Regions from separate parts of the Homo sapiens genome. Here all the other regions are linked to region 3. Evidence: chromatin contacts called from ENCODE Hi-C or POLR2A ChIA-PET data. All regions are on one chromosome and are shown on one strand. The core of a region is the stretch at or near the end of the contact, and the rest is flanking DNA. Distances in the headings are between cores, read along the strand shown.

Evidence for each region. Hi-C counts contacts between places; a loop is a spot of excess contacts on that map. ChIA-PET counts read pairs that join two places held with the same protein, here RNA polymerase II (POLR2A). Pooled maps may share reads with other maps.
Region 1: POLR2A ChIA-PET joins it to region 3 with 12 read pairs in A549. The contact joins two enhancer-like sites. A Hi-C loop is called at or near these places in 18 of 168 maps with a recorded cell type or tissue (GM13976, GM23248, HL-60/S4 and 11 more) and 7 of 50 pooled maps. POLR2A ChIA-PET finds 5 or more read pairs at or near these places in 5 of 52 experiments (A549, A673, AG04450 and 2 more).
Region 2: a loop to region 3 is called in a map of CD4-positive, alpha-beta T cell, with 22 times the contacts of the local background. The contact joins two enhancer-like sites. A Hi-C loop is called at or near these places in 13 of 168 maps with a recorded cell type or tissue (A673, CD4-positive, alpha-beta T cell, Right ventricle myocardium superior and 10 more), 1 of 37 single-sample maps with no recorded cell type and 26 of 50 pooled maps. POLR2A ChIA-PET finds 5 or more read pairs at or near these places in 1 of 52 experiments (activated CD4-positive, alpha-beta T cell).

The regions. Positions count from the first base shown.
Region 1 is chr5:17,179,126-17,183,117 of GRCh38, forward strand. The region is part of intron 1 of BASP1-AS1 (BASP1 antisense RNA 1); the gene reads right to left. Among named protein-coding and RNA genes, the nearest start is that of MIR10522, 25 kb to the left of the region's middle. Within about 2 kb of position 2,371, at least 4 of the 41 ENCODE cell types and tissues checked have a DNase peak (open chromatin) inside an H3K27ac peak, as active enhancers do.
Region 2 is chr5:16,485,882-16,489,959 of GRCh38, forward strand. All of the region lies in intron 3 of RETREG1 (reticulophagy regulator 1), which reads right to left. Among named protein-coding and RNA genes, the nearest start is that of ZNF622, 22 kb to the left of the region's middle. Within about 2 kb of position 1,695, at least 3 of the 41 ENCODE cell types and tissues checked have a DNase peak (open chromatin) inside an H3K27ac peak, as active enhancers do.
Region 3 is chr5:16,775,393-16,779,235 of GRCh38, forward strand. The region is part of intron 9 of MYO10 (myosin X); the gene reads right to left. Among named protein-coding and RNA genes, the nearest start is that of MYO10, 160 kb to the right of the region's middle. Within about 2 kb of position 1,424, at least 3 of the 41 ENCODE cell types and tissues checked have a DNase peak (open chromatin) inside an H3K27ac peak, as active enhancers do.

The DNA.
Region 1 (3,992 bases), core at 1,121-3,620, 400 kb after region 3:
ATAGTAAAAATAGGCAACATCAACAGGGAGATTTACAGAGTCTTATTCTCAGGCTGGGTTGGGGTCCAGGATGTAGGCAGGGTGGAGGCTCATTTTTGCACTTTAGTAGCAGAAACTACTTAACTACTTTGTTTAAGAGGGGTGAGGGCATCTAACAAATTATTATTATTATTATTATTTTGAGATGGAGTCTCTGTTGTCAGGCTGGAGTGCAGTGGCACCATCTTGGCTCACTGCAACCTCTGCCTCCTGGGTTCCAGTGATTCTCCTGTCTCCGCCTCCCAAGTAGCTGGGACTACAGGCGCCCACCACCACGCCCAGCTAATTTTTTTTGTATTTTTAGTAGAGACGGGGTTTCACCATGTTAGCCAGGATGGTCTTGAACTCCTGACCTTGTGATCCGCCTGCCTCAGCCTTCCAAAGGGCTGGGATGACAGGTGTGAGCCACCGCGCCCAGCCAACAAATTCTTATAATTCCAATTTCCACCACAATAAAACAGCTAGACTGTGTGTGTCAGGGTGCCTCGCGGACAGAGAGGCCAGGATGGTCAACATGAAATCTAATGAGGCTCCTTAAACCCTGCTGAGCTTCTCACCCAATGGCCACACTCACACCCACAGTTCTGATCTCACCAGCGTCTATGCTGGTCTTCCCTCCTGTGTCTCCTTCATTGTTGATTACCAACCCAGCAGCCACTCCTCCTCCTTCCTTGTGAACACAGCCCTGATTTTGTTCAGACACCATGAGAAAATGTGCTCAGGGAAGGTTTACCCTCATCCAGCTGCGGGAGTGGGCTCTGATTCCAGCACTGTCTGACAGACCTTCCTGGATGATGGAAACGGTCTAGGGCTGCACTGTCCATTATGGAGACCACTGGCCCCACGTGGTTACTGAGCACCTGAAATGTGGCTCAAGTGACTGGGCAACTGAATTTAATTTAATTTAATTTAATTATTTTTATTTTGTTTCGAGCTGGAGCCTCGCTCTGTCACCCAGGCTGGAGTACAGTGGCGCTATCTTGGCTCACTGCAACCTCTGTCTTCTGGGTTCAGGCGATTCTCCTGCCTCAGCCTCCTGAGTAGCTGCGATTACTGGCATGCACCACCAGACCTGGCTGATTTTTGTATTTTTAGTAGAGACGGAGTTTCACCAAGTTGGCTAGGCTGGTTTCAAACGCCTGACCTCAGGGGATCCACCCACCTCAGCCTCCAAAAGTGCCAGGATTACAGGCGTGAGCCACCACGCCCGGCCTAAATTTTAAATTTTATTTAATTTTAATTTAAATCTAAATTGCTTTATGTGGTTATTAGGAGCTACCACGGGAGATAGCACAGAGGCTCCAAACCATGATGATTTCACTCTCCTTTGCCAGGTATTGCCTCAGACATCACTGTGTGGCCCAGTCCTGACCTGTAGGCTCTGAGAAAGGCATGAGGTCTGGGAAGGAGTTTTCTCCCTGCTAAAGGAGAGAGATGCCCAAGAGAGGCCTGTGTCATTCTTATCCCTTGCCTTGTCCCCTCCAGCACTTTCCTTCCTGTCCTGCATACTGTCGTGTGGTGTGAAAGCCTGCTGCTTTGGGAACGATCTTGTGACAATGAGGGGATGATAAAAATAAATAAAGATGACAAGAACTAACACTCATAGTGCTTAATACATGCCAGTCTCTCCTTAAGCAGTTTATAGATATTAACTAATTTAATTCTAACAGCAACTCTGGAAGGACAACTACTGTTCTCTCCAATTGACAGAGGAGGGAGCCGAGGCTCAGCGAAGTTCAGTAATTTGTGGGAAGTTTCACAGACAAGAAGCACCAAAGCTGGGATTTGAACTCAGGGAGACCCATGGCAGAGGCTGTACTCCTCACTGTTGTGACATACTGCCTTTCTAGAACCAGAATTCCAGAGAAGCTGTGTAACCCTGGAGCCATAAATCCCTAGACTTCCTGCTGCATGAGATAAACACACATGGTTATGTTTGAAGTCACTATCAGCTGGATCTCCTGTGAGTTGCAGCCTCAGACATCCTGAGTGATACCAGTGTCTTTGAATGTGTCTCCTTCAACCTGGGTACCCGACTACAGGAGTCCACTGAATCATTCCTCTATCAGGGGCTGATTCACTGCAGACGTGGGTTAGGAAACCATCCCAACGTCAAAGAGAAACAATCCATCTAAGGCAGGGGAACGCTGACGTGGTAACACCCAGTGCTGACACCCACAGGAGGATCCCATCTAGGCCCCACCCCAGAGCTCACAGCAAAGCTCAGCCCATTAGCATCTGCCCGTTATCTCTGATTCTGAAAAATAAAGTCTGTCCAAAAGCATTGTGAGAATGAGAAGTTCAAAGTCACAGGGAAGCTTGAAAGCCATCTCTAGAAGCCTGTGGCACATACCTGTAATGTTTCAGCCCTCATTATTCATTATGTTCTCATTGCGTAGTCAGCGTCTGGGTTTCCCCAGTGCCCCAAATTCTCTCTTTGGTGACTAAGAATTTAGGATGACTCGCCATTGGATTTCACCAAGTAGGGTGTTCATCTTTCCAGGCTTATGAAAATTTGGAAACATATAAATGCTTAATCCTTTCAATCAGATGCAAACATGGGTTCAATGGAATAACGCTGAGGACCACCTGTCCAAGGTGGTGTGACACACTTTATATTGGGGACACAGCAGGCTCTCATTAGAGGGCAGTTGCAGGAATTGCCCATAACCGTCCTTCTTCCTTCCTTGCGCCAGGGTGGCCCTTTCTTTCTCCCAGCTTCCCACTGCCCTTCTCCCTCCCCGACCCTGGCGTTCTCTTCTTACCACATCCCAGGATTAAGTAGGGCCTAGGCTGCAATGGCACGATGAATGGGGTCATCTAAGAGGAAGGAAGAACAAATCTACATGGCAGAGGGTCCCAGGGCCCACCTCTCACCACAGTCTTCATTTGCCCCTTCACTCACTCAACAAAGAAATATTGAGCACCTACTGTGTACAGCACTGGAGAGAGAAGTAGAAAAACTATTTTTTTTTTAGATGGAGTCTCACTCTGTCACCCAGGTTGGAGTGCAGTGGCACGACCTCGACTCACTGCAACCTCCACCTCCCAGGCTTGAGCAATCCTCCCACTTCAGCTTCCCGAGTAGCTGGGACCTCAGGCACACACCACCATGCTGGGCTAATTTTTTGTATTTTGGGTAGAGACGGTTTCACCATGTTGTCCAGGCTGGCCTTGAACTCCTGAACTCAGGAGATTCACTCACCTTGGCCTCCCAAAGTGCTGGGATTACAGGTGTGAGCCACCACGCCAGGCTGAAAAACTCTTCCTGGAAGAAAATGCAAACTGTTTGAGTATCACTCTGGGGTTTTATTTCTTAATCTTATTTCAGTATTTGCTATATTCAAAGAGCCAGCATTATCTTTAGATCAAAGCTAGGAGACAAATAAGTTAGGCATCATTGTCCCATTTTTCATGGGAGAACATGAAGACTGATGTCAAGCAACTTTTTCATGGGATGTGAGTAACGGGTAGACTCAAGCCTCAAACTCACATCTTCTGACTCATTTATTTTCCGCTGACATGTCTCACCCCAGAGGCTGGCCTGGGCAGGACCAACCACTGCAGGTGTTCACACTGCTCTGAAGTGGATTCTCCAAAGTTCTTTTCACCCAAGCCCCCTCATTGTGGGGAGAGGAGGGGTTCACTGCCAGCCCCCTGCATGATCCCGCTGGTTAGTCTTTGAAGTAAAAAGCCTTGAGATCAAAGGAAATATTTTGTTGAACTCAGCTATTCGTCCTTGATCTGCTAAAAACCTTAATTTAATTAGCAATATAAACTTTGTAAAGACTTCACTTTCTCAACTTGGTTCAACTTATACCTTTCTTTTATTTGGAAGTGAATAAGGAAAAAATAAGGAAGAAACAAGAAAGAAAAAGTATCTAAAATATCTCACATAAGACATGGACTATGCAATACTTCTGTCTCATGAGTATTTTTCAGTGGTATTGACC
Region 2 (4,078 bases), core at 445-2,944, 290 kb before region 3:
TCAAAAACTTGAATGCTGGTAGCACTATTCCTCTGTGTCTATAGATAAACACTATTTGCTGGAAAGAAAGAAAAAAATATGCAATCTTTGACTATCTTCCATAGTCATAAGAAAACACTCTTAATTATATTACATTTTTCCCTTTTAAAAAGCTTCATATAATAGTTTTTTGGGACAATAAATTTCATCATTACTTACATTTTTATTAACACAATAAATTATAATTGATATTTGAATTGTTATAATCACAAACAGAAATGAGAAATTCATTGTGTACAACCTGAAAATAATATCTAACCAAATGGGTTTGTAAAGAGTAATAAGTGTTTGAGATTAAAAATAAATGTTCAGATTGGGCTGAATAAAATTTAATCGAAATATATATGATTTAAAAAGAAAATGTAAGTTCCAGGGTGAAAAAAAGATGTCACTCCACATCTTTTCTTCTGGACCAAAAACAGGTGCTCCCTGGGAGTTTAACAATAGTTTTAAATTGCCCAGTGATTAATTCTGAGTACCATAGGAACTCACATTTCTATAGTCTTCCAGTGAGTTTACCATTAATTTATGTCACCACAGTTCAATTTAGGTTATACAGAATTAGATAATTTGTCATGAGACGGGACATTTGATGTCAACTTTTCAAATTCCCTTATTTTATAGGTGAGGAACGTGAAATCCAACTTTTTGCAGCTAGTATGAGGCAGAGCCAAGACCCAAGGCCAGGACTCTGGGTTTCCAATACAGTTCTGATCCTTTAAAATGTGTGCCCTCTTCAAAGGGTGAATACATTCAATGATATTCTTTGAAGAGACCACATGGCAATTCAGAATGAGAAGGAGCATTTCATGTTCCTCACTCCTTCCTAGAACCAGAAGAGATGAGGTGTGATTGACCAATACCAACGTGCCATCATGCAGGACCAACCCTTTCCAGGAAAACAGAGCACTTCATGTGCAGAATCCAAATACTCAGCAGAAACCAAGATCTACGCTTAGTGGTTGGTTGATGTTTAACACAGGTGTCATCTGCACACACACACATACACACGCTGAGTTGCTACGTAATGAAACTCTAGGTTTTCCCAGAGAGCCTTATTTGGAAAACACATAACTAGAAAAAAGATCTCCTGTGAATGCTGGGCAAGGCTTGGGGAACAGATCTTTTCCATGGTGTGTAGCTGTCTTCCCACCATCCTTGGCACTGATCACCATGCAACATAAGGCCCAACTAACATAAAAGGAAATGAAAATACCTAAGGCTTCAAAACATTTTGAGTTTGTACTAAGTTCCTAAACAAACAATACAAGTCTTCTGTGACTGACGCTCAACTAAGGGAGAAAATTCATTACCAGTAGCTTTATTAATATTTCCTCCTTAGTTTCAGAGAGACCATGCACTTTCCAAGTTCAAAAGGAAATAGGTTCTTTGGTTCATCTTTCTATCCATCTCCCCTCCCTCTCGCCAGCCTTCCAGCTTTCTCTCACACTCTTGCCTTCACTAAGGAGTGAACTCACCACACACTCCAGCCACAAGATAAAGACCATTTAAGAGTCACCCCCGATGACCATCATCCCCAACTTTCCATCCTCGTAGCCAGTCCAGTTCAAGTAGTTCCCAGGGAGAAGTCACTACAAGCCCCAGCCTCTACATGGCCATGCCATCTATCAAATGGGCTTTGCTCAAGGATCTGTAACTGTAAATGACTCCCAAAAAAGCCCCAGCAGATGCCATCTGGTTAAGTTTTCCTTCTTACGGAAAAACTAGTCAGGTGTTTTGATGAAGGCCATTCTCCAATCAAGCAATTCTTTATCAAAGAAGCCTAAGCCAGGGCAAAGTCCTTTTTCAGCAGCTGAAGAATTTCTGGTTTTACCTGCCAGTGAAACTCTAAGGGAATAAAACATGGAAAGATGGCTCCTTAGATAAGCAAACTCACTTTGTCCACAGAAAGGAGCTTTGGCTTCTCAGTAGAATTTCAAACCAACATCCCTTCTTTCTTCCTCCCTGTCCCTATTAGAATACAATTTACCATATACATTGGGAGGTCTGGCCAAATAAGCCCTTCATGCAGTTCCTGCAGCTGTAGTTGTGAGACACCCAGGGCACTGTTTAAGCAGCAGCTGTGTGGGCCTTACTGAAGAGATGGAGATGGAGCAGGCCTGGGTGAGGCTCAGAAATCTGCATTTTAACAGGTGTCCTAGATGATGCTGAGGCAGGTGTGTCTTACCTTAAGAGTCACTGTGAGAAATACCCTTGATAAAGTAACACTGAATTCCTGTCCTACAAATAAAGAGGAGGGAGACTTCTGCTTCTGGGCAAGACGGTGTGAGAGGGAGCTGATATACCCAACCCACCTGAAACAAAGAAAATCTATGCAACAACGATTTTCAAAACTCTGGGCATTAGGCAAGGAAGGACAGTGACTCCTAAGGGATGAGAAACCAATAAGGGAGTTATGTGATCACCCAGCTCGCTGCCTTGAGTGTTTCCTGGCCTGGGAGCAGGGGCAGCAACCCAGGTACCACCTGGCAACTCCCTGAGTTGAGGAGACATTGCTGAGGGTCCAAAAAGGAGATCCAAGGGGCCAGAGTTTGCAGGACCCAGTGCCAGAGAGTAGAGCACAGTACAGAGGGAGATAAAGGGAGAGGTCTGATGTGGGGGATTCCTGGAGTCTTCAGCTGAGGCTTTGCTGGCACAGGCGTGTGAGGAGCCCGGAGGCCAGGAAAGAGCCATCAGAAAGGACTAGAAGGAACAGTGTCTTTGGCCAAGAATGACACCTAGTCCCACCAACTAGACCGAAAAACTTCAAAATTCACAGACATGGGTAGAATACTCAGAAGGGTCTTGCCTCAGTAGCAGAGAATAATCAGTCCTAAACTAAATGCGGCTCTGGTCCTAACAAGTCTTAAAAGCAGACCTTAGGCCGGGCGTGGTGGCTCACGCCTATAATCCCAGCACTTTGGGAGGCCGAGGTGGGCAGATCATGAGATCAGGAGATCGAGACCATCTTGCCCAACACGGTGAAACCCCATCGCTACTAAAAGTACAAAAATTAGCCAGGCCTGGTGGCATGCGCCTGTAGTCCCAGCTACTCAGGAGGCTGAGGCAGGAGAATCACTTGAACCCAGGAGGCAGGGGCTGCAATGAGCCGAGATAGCGCCACTGCACTCCAGCCTGGGCAACAGAGCGAGATTCTGTCTCAAAAAAAAAAAAAAAAAAAAAAAAAAAAAAAAAGCAGACCTTAAAAGGATCAAACTGATTTTAAGTGATTCAACCGCCAACTGTAGGATACAAAGTGGTGAGTTTTGTTATGAACAAAATAACTCAGTCAAACTGGGATGTGAAGCAGTTCACTTATTTTACTTTTATGTGTATCTTTTAAATTATCATGTACCTTTGTTCCCTTAAAAAATATAGTTATCAAAACAATGTTTAAATATTATAAGATTTGTCTTTGTGTAGTTTAATGCCTGCATAATGGAATTTCTAATGCACTTGGCTGGCAGTTTCAGAATGCAGCACACAGTATTCTCCATTAGGGGGTTCTGTAAGACTAAGAAATAGGACACTCTTGTGCTCTTTAAAAATAGATTGTAATTCTGTAAGACAGAACATGTGCTAGCAGCCTGTTTCATCCCTTTCACCAATAGTATCTTTGAGCACTAGAAAAAATAATGCTGCAACAAAATGAATCTTGGCATAGAAGAAATACTATCTCATTATCATTTAACTTCTGTTCGTTTTAATAAATATGCAGTGAATGTACATTAACTGTCACCATTCCTGGCTCTGGGACTGAGGGTTGACTAAGGCACAGCCTGTAACCAATAAGTTAAAGTGTACATGTGACCCAAGAATGATGCAAAGCCTACACACACTGGTGATACATGAAACTCACCTTTAAAAAATGGCATTTAATTGTATCTAGGGCTATTGGAGATACATGAATTTGAAAACTATGTTGGGGATTGGATATATGAGGAGAGCTTGTTAAATGTAAGATCTTTTCACTATTGTACATTTTACAGGACAATGTTTTAGCATATACTAATGAACTTAAAAGTGTTTTTACAACTCA
Region 3 (3,843 bases), core at 174-2,673:
TGCCAGAATACACTAACATTAAAGTTGATAAAAAGAATCATGTTTTTTGTTTTTGAGACAGGGTCTTACTCTGTCATCCAGGCTGCAGTGCAATGGCATGATCATGGCTCACTACAGCCTCGAACTCCCTGGGCTCAGGTAATCCTCACACCTCCAAGGTAGCTAGGACTACAGGTACACCACAATGCCTGGCCAATTTTGTTTGTTTGTTTGTTTGTTTGTTTTCTCGAGACAGAGTCTTGCTCTGTCGCCCAGGCTGGAGTGCAGTGGCGCGATCTCAGCTCACTGCAACCTCCACCTCCCAGGTTCAAGCAATTCTCCTGTCTCAGCCTCCTGAGTAGCTGGGACTACAGGCACGTGCCACCACGCCCAGCTAATTTTTGTATTTTTAGTACAGATGGGGTTTCACTATGTTGGCCAGGCTGGTCTTGAACTCCAGACCTCGTGATCCATAGCCTCAGCCTCCCAAAGTGCTGGAATTATAGGCATGACCCAATTCTTTTTCTAATTTTTTTATTTTTGAGATGGGGCCTGGCCCTGTCGCCCAGGCTGGAGTGCAGTGACATAATCTCGGCTCACTGTAACCTCCATCTCCCAGACTCAAGCCATCCTCCCACCTCAGCCTCCCAAGTAGCTGGGTTTACACGTGTGTGCCACTACACCCGGCTAATTTTTGTATTTTTTTGTAGAGATGGGTTTTTGCCATGTTGCCCAGGCTGGTCTTGAACTCCTGTGCTCAAGTGATCTGCCCACCTCAGCCTCCCAAAGTGCTGACATTACAGACATGAGCCACTGTACCCCGCCTATCCCCCAATTCTTGATTCTCATAGGTTTGGGAGAAGAAAATCTTATTGTATATAGAAAGGAATATATTTTCCTCCCTCTTTCCCAAAAGTTACACTTTTTTTTTTCTTTTTCTTTTTGCTGCACTGCTTAGAATTTCCAGTACAAGGTTAAAGAGTAACGGGTTAAATTTTGCTATTATTATAGCAAAAATGTCATGTTTGTGATATTAATAAACATCAGCTAAGTTTTCATTGATACACCTGCTAGACTAACACTAAAAAGTAATTGCAAATTAGATATTTAAGGATCTATAAATATCTTTTATAAGTAGAATGTATTAACTAGAATAAATTTGTTAGGTATGCTCATTATGTCAATTTCATGTATAAATTTCTCTTCCTTTCTAGGTGATTGACATATCCTTTTGTCATAAAATCAAATTTCAAATGCCAAGACCTATTATTTCAATGTAGCAATAAAAGCTAGCAATCACTGAAGGGAAGCCAAGTTCCAAAAGTTTACTTGTAGCTGACAAAAAGAACAGACAGTTCTGAAGTGGAAAATGATGTCCCGAGAGAACACAGAGTACCAACGGAGTATCTGATTTCTCAGGGCCTTCCCAGGACAAGGGAGCTGCCACTGCCAAGTGCTCCCTAGCGGCCAACAAGCGAGCTCGCAGGTGATGGGACCTGCAGTGACACTGCCATGTGGATAATCAGGTGTCTTGTCTGTATTCTTTTATCACAAATTATTGTTCGTTACTTCAAGAAAGAAACAAGAAATAAAATAGGAAAAAAGCCAGAGACAAGTCTTTTTTTTTTGCCCTGCTCCTCAAAAACGAGAATGAGAATTTATTCTAACACATCATCTTTTCAGCAGACAGTAATAAATGAACCGTGATGGAAGGTTTGAGTAGTGAGAGGTCTAAAGGGCCAATATAAAATTGGAAAAGATAATTAAAATACTTAGAAAAACACTGCATAAAACCCAACGTGCAAGGCCAAATCCCACACCTCCGCAGGCAGATGCCAAAAGGTGCTGTCTGCAGGAGGGTTTTTGTTAACAGGTTAGAAAATAGGAGAGATGGAGCGAGAAACCGCTCTGCATTATAAATGGCAGGTTGTGACATCTTTAAAAGGGAGGCAGAGTGGAAAACAATCATGTATATAGCCTAGTCCGTTTGGAATTTCATTTTCAACTTAAGGAGACACATGTTAGCCATAGAGAAATGATGCATGATTTATATCCATTTGTTAAAAATATTCTGATTTCATTCCACAGACAGTTGTAACAAATAATCTATGACAATGAAAAGGAAAACAGAATGAAGAGCTGCTAGTCTTCCAGCGGCAGCCTAGGAGGACGAATCTGAGGTGCACTGAAACCAGGTATTACTGCATCGCGGTTTAGAGTGTGGGATCCAGAGTTAGACTGTGTATGGATATGGGCTGCACCAGGTACTGGGTAAGGTTAGGCTGGTCACTAACTTCTCTGAGTCTTAGAATGGAGACAACCATACTTCCTACCATCAGAGGGTTGATGAGAGTGATTGGAAAGTAAACTCCATGTGAAGTTCATAACAGTAAGTGCTCACTAAATGTCAGCTGCATTTGTGATGATTAGAATGATAATGACGCCACCCTAGGTGCATTGCATCTAACTTTTTTTTTTTTTTTTTTTTTTTTTTTTGAGACGGAGTCTTGCACTGTCACAAGGCTGGAGTGCAAAGGCGTGATCTCAGCTCACTGCAACCTCCGCCTCCCAGGTTCAAGCGATTCTCCTGCCTCAGGCTCCTAAGTAGCTGGGACTGCAGTCGCCCGCCACCATATCCAGCTAATTTTTTGTGTGTTTTTAGCAGTGACGGGGTTTCACTATGTTGGCCAGGCTGGTCTTGAACTCCTGACCTCGTGATCCGCCTGCCTCACCCTCCCAAAGTGCTGGGATTACAGGCATGAGCCACCGTGCCCGGCTGCATCTAACTGTTCTAATAAGGGCTCTGGTAAAGAACTTAAGATCACAGTGATGAAATCTCCTGGCCAGGCCCGATTGGGTGGGGCTGTTCGCAACGCTCGATGACTGGGCTATCTTAAATGCAGATACCTTGTAACAAAGCCCTTGCAAGAGACCATGGCATGCCACAATGCAGAGACAGGATGACTAATGCTCACGCAACCAGAAATGGCCATCACAAGCCACGAGGGCTGGATGATACCTTAACATGAGACAGCCAAATGCTTAGGCAGATAAAATGGGGTCCCTGGAGAATCTCCAAGCGTCCCAAGAATGTTTACATTAGATGCTTTTGGGTCGATGAGGGAACCTGCCCAGGGCTTGTCTGGGCATCCCACAGTGAACTGGAGCCTGACGTACGCACTGGGGGAAGTGGGTGGGGCCACGGGGAATTCTTCCACGGGGAAGAGAAGCCTGCTCTCTTCCGCTCCTGTAGTGACCTGGAAATCAACATGTGAGGTGGGGGCCTGTTAGCAGGAACACCTCTCGCTTTGCTGAGGTTTTTTTTTTTTTTTTTTTTTTGAGACGGAGTCTCGCTGTCTCCCAGGCTGGAGTGCAGTTGCGCGATCTCGGCTCACTGCAAGCTCCGCCTCCCGGGTTCACGCCATTCTCCTGCCTCAGCCTCCCGAGTAGCTGGGACTATAGGCGCCCGCCACCACGCCCGGCTAATTGTTTGTATTTTTAGTGGAGACGGGGTTTCACCGTGTTAGCCAGGATGGTCTCAATCTCCTGACCTCGTGATCTGCCCGCCTTGGCCTCCCAAAGTGCTGGGATTATAGGCATGAGCCACCGCGCCTGGCCATCTTCCTTTCACCCAATAAAACCCTGCTCTACTCACCCTTCAACGTGTCCCTGTGCCTAAGTTTTCCTGATCGTGTGACAAGACCCCAGGTTTTAGCTGAACAAAGGAGCAAAATTCTGCAACAACAGTCACCTGGGCCAATGGCTGGCAGATTTGTTATTAGCTATAGAATTTGTTTTTCAAAGAAATCTTACTTGTAAGCCCCAAAATGGAGGATCTGCTGGTTCCAGAGTGAAGCCCATGAT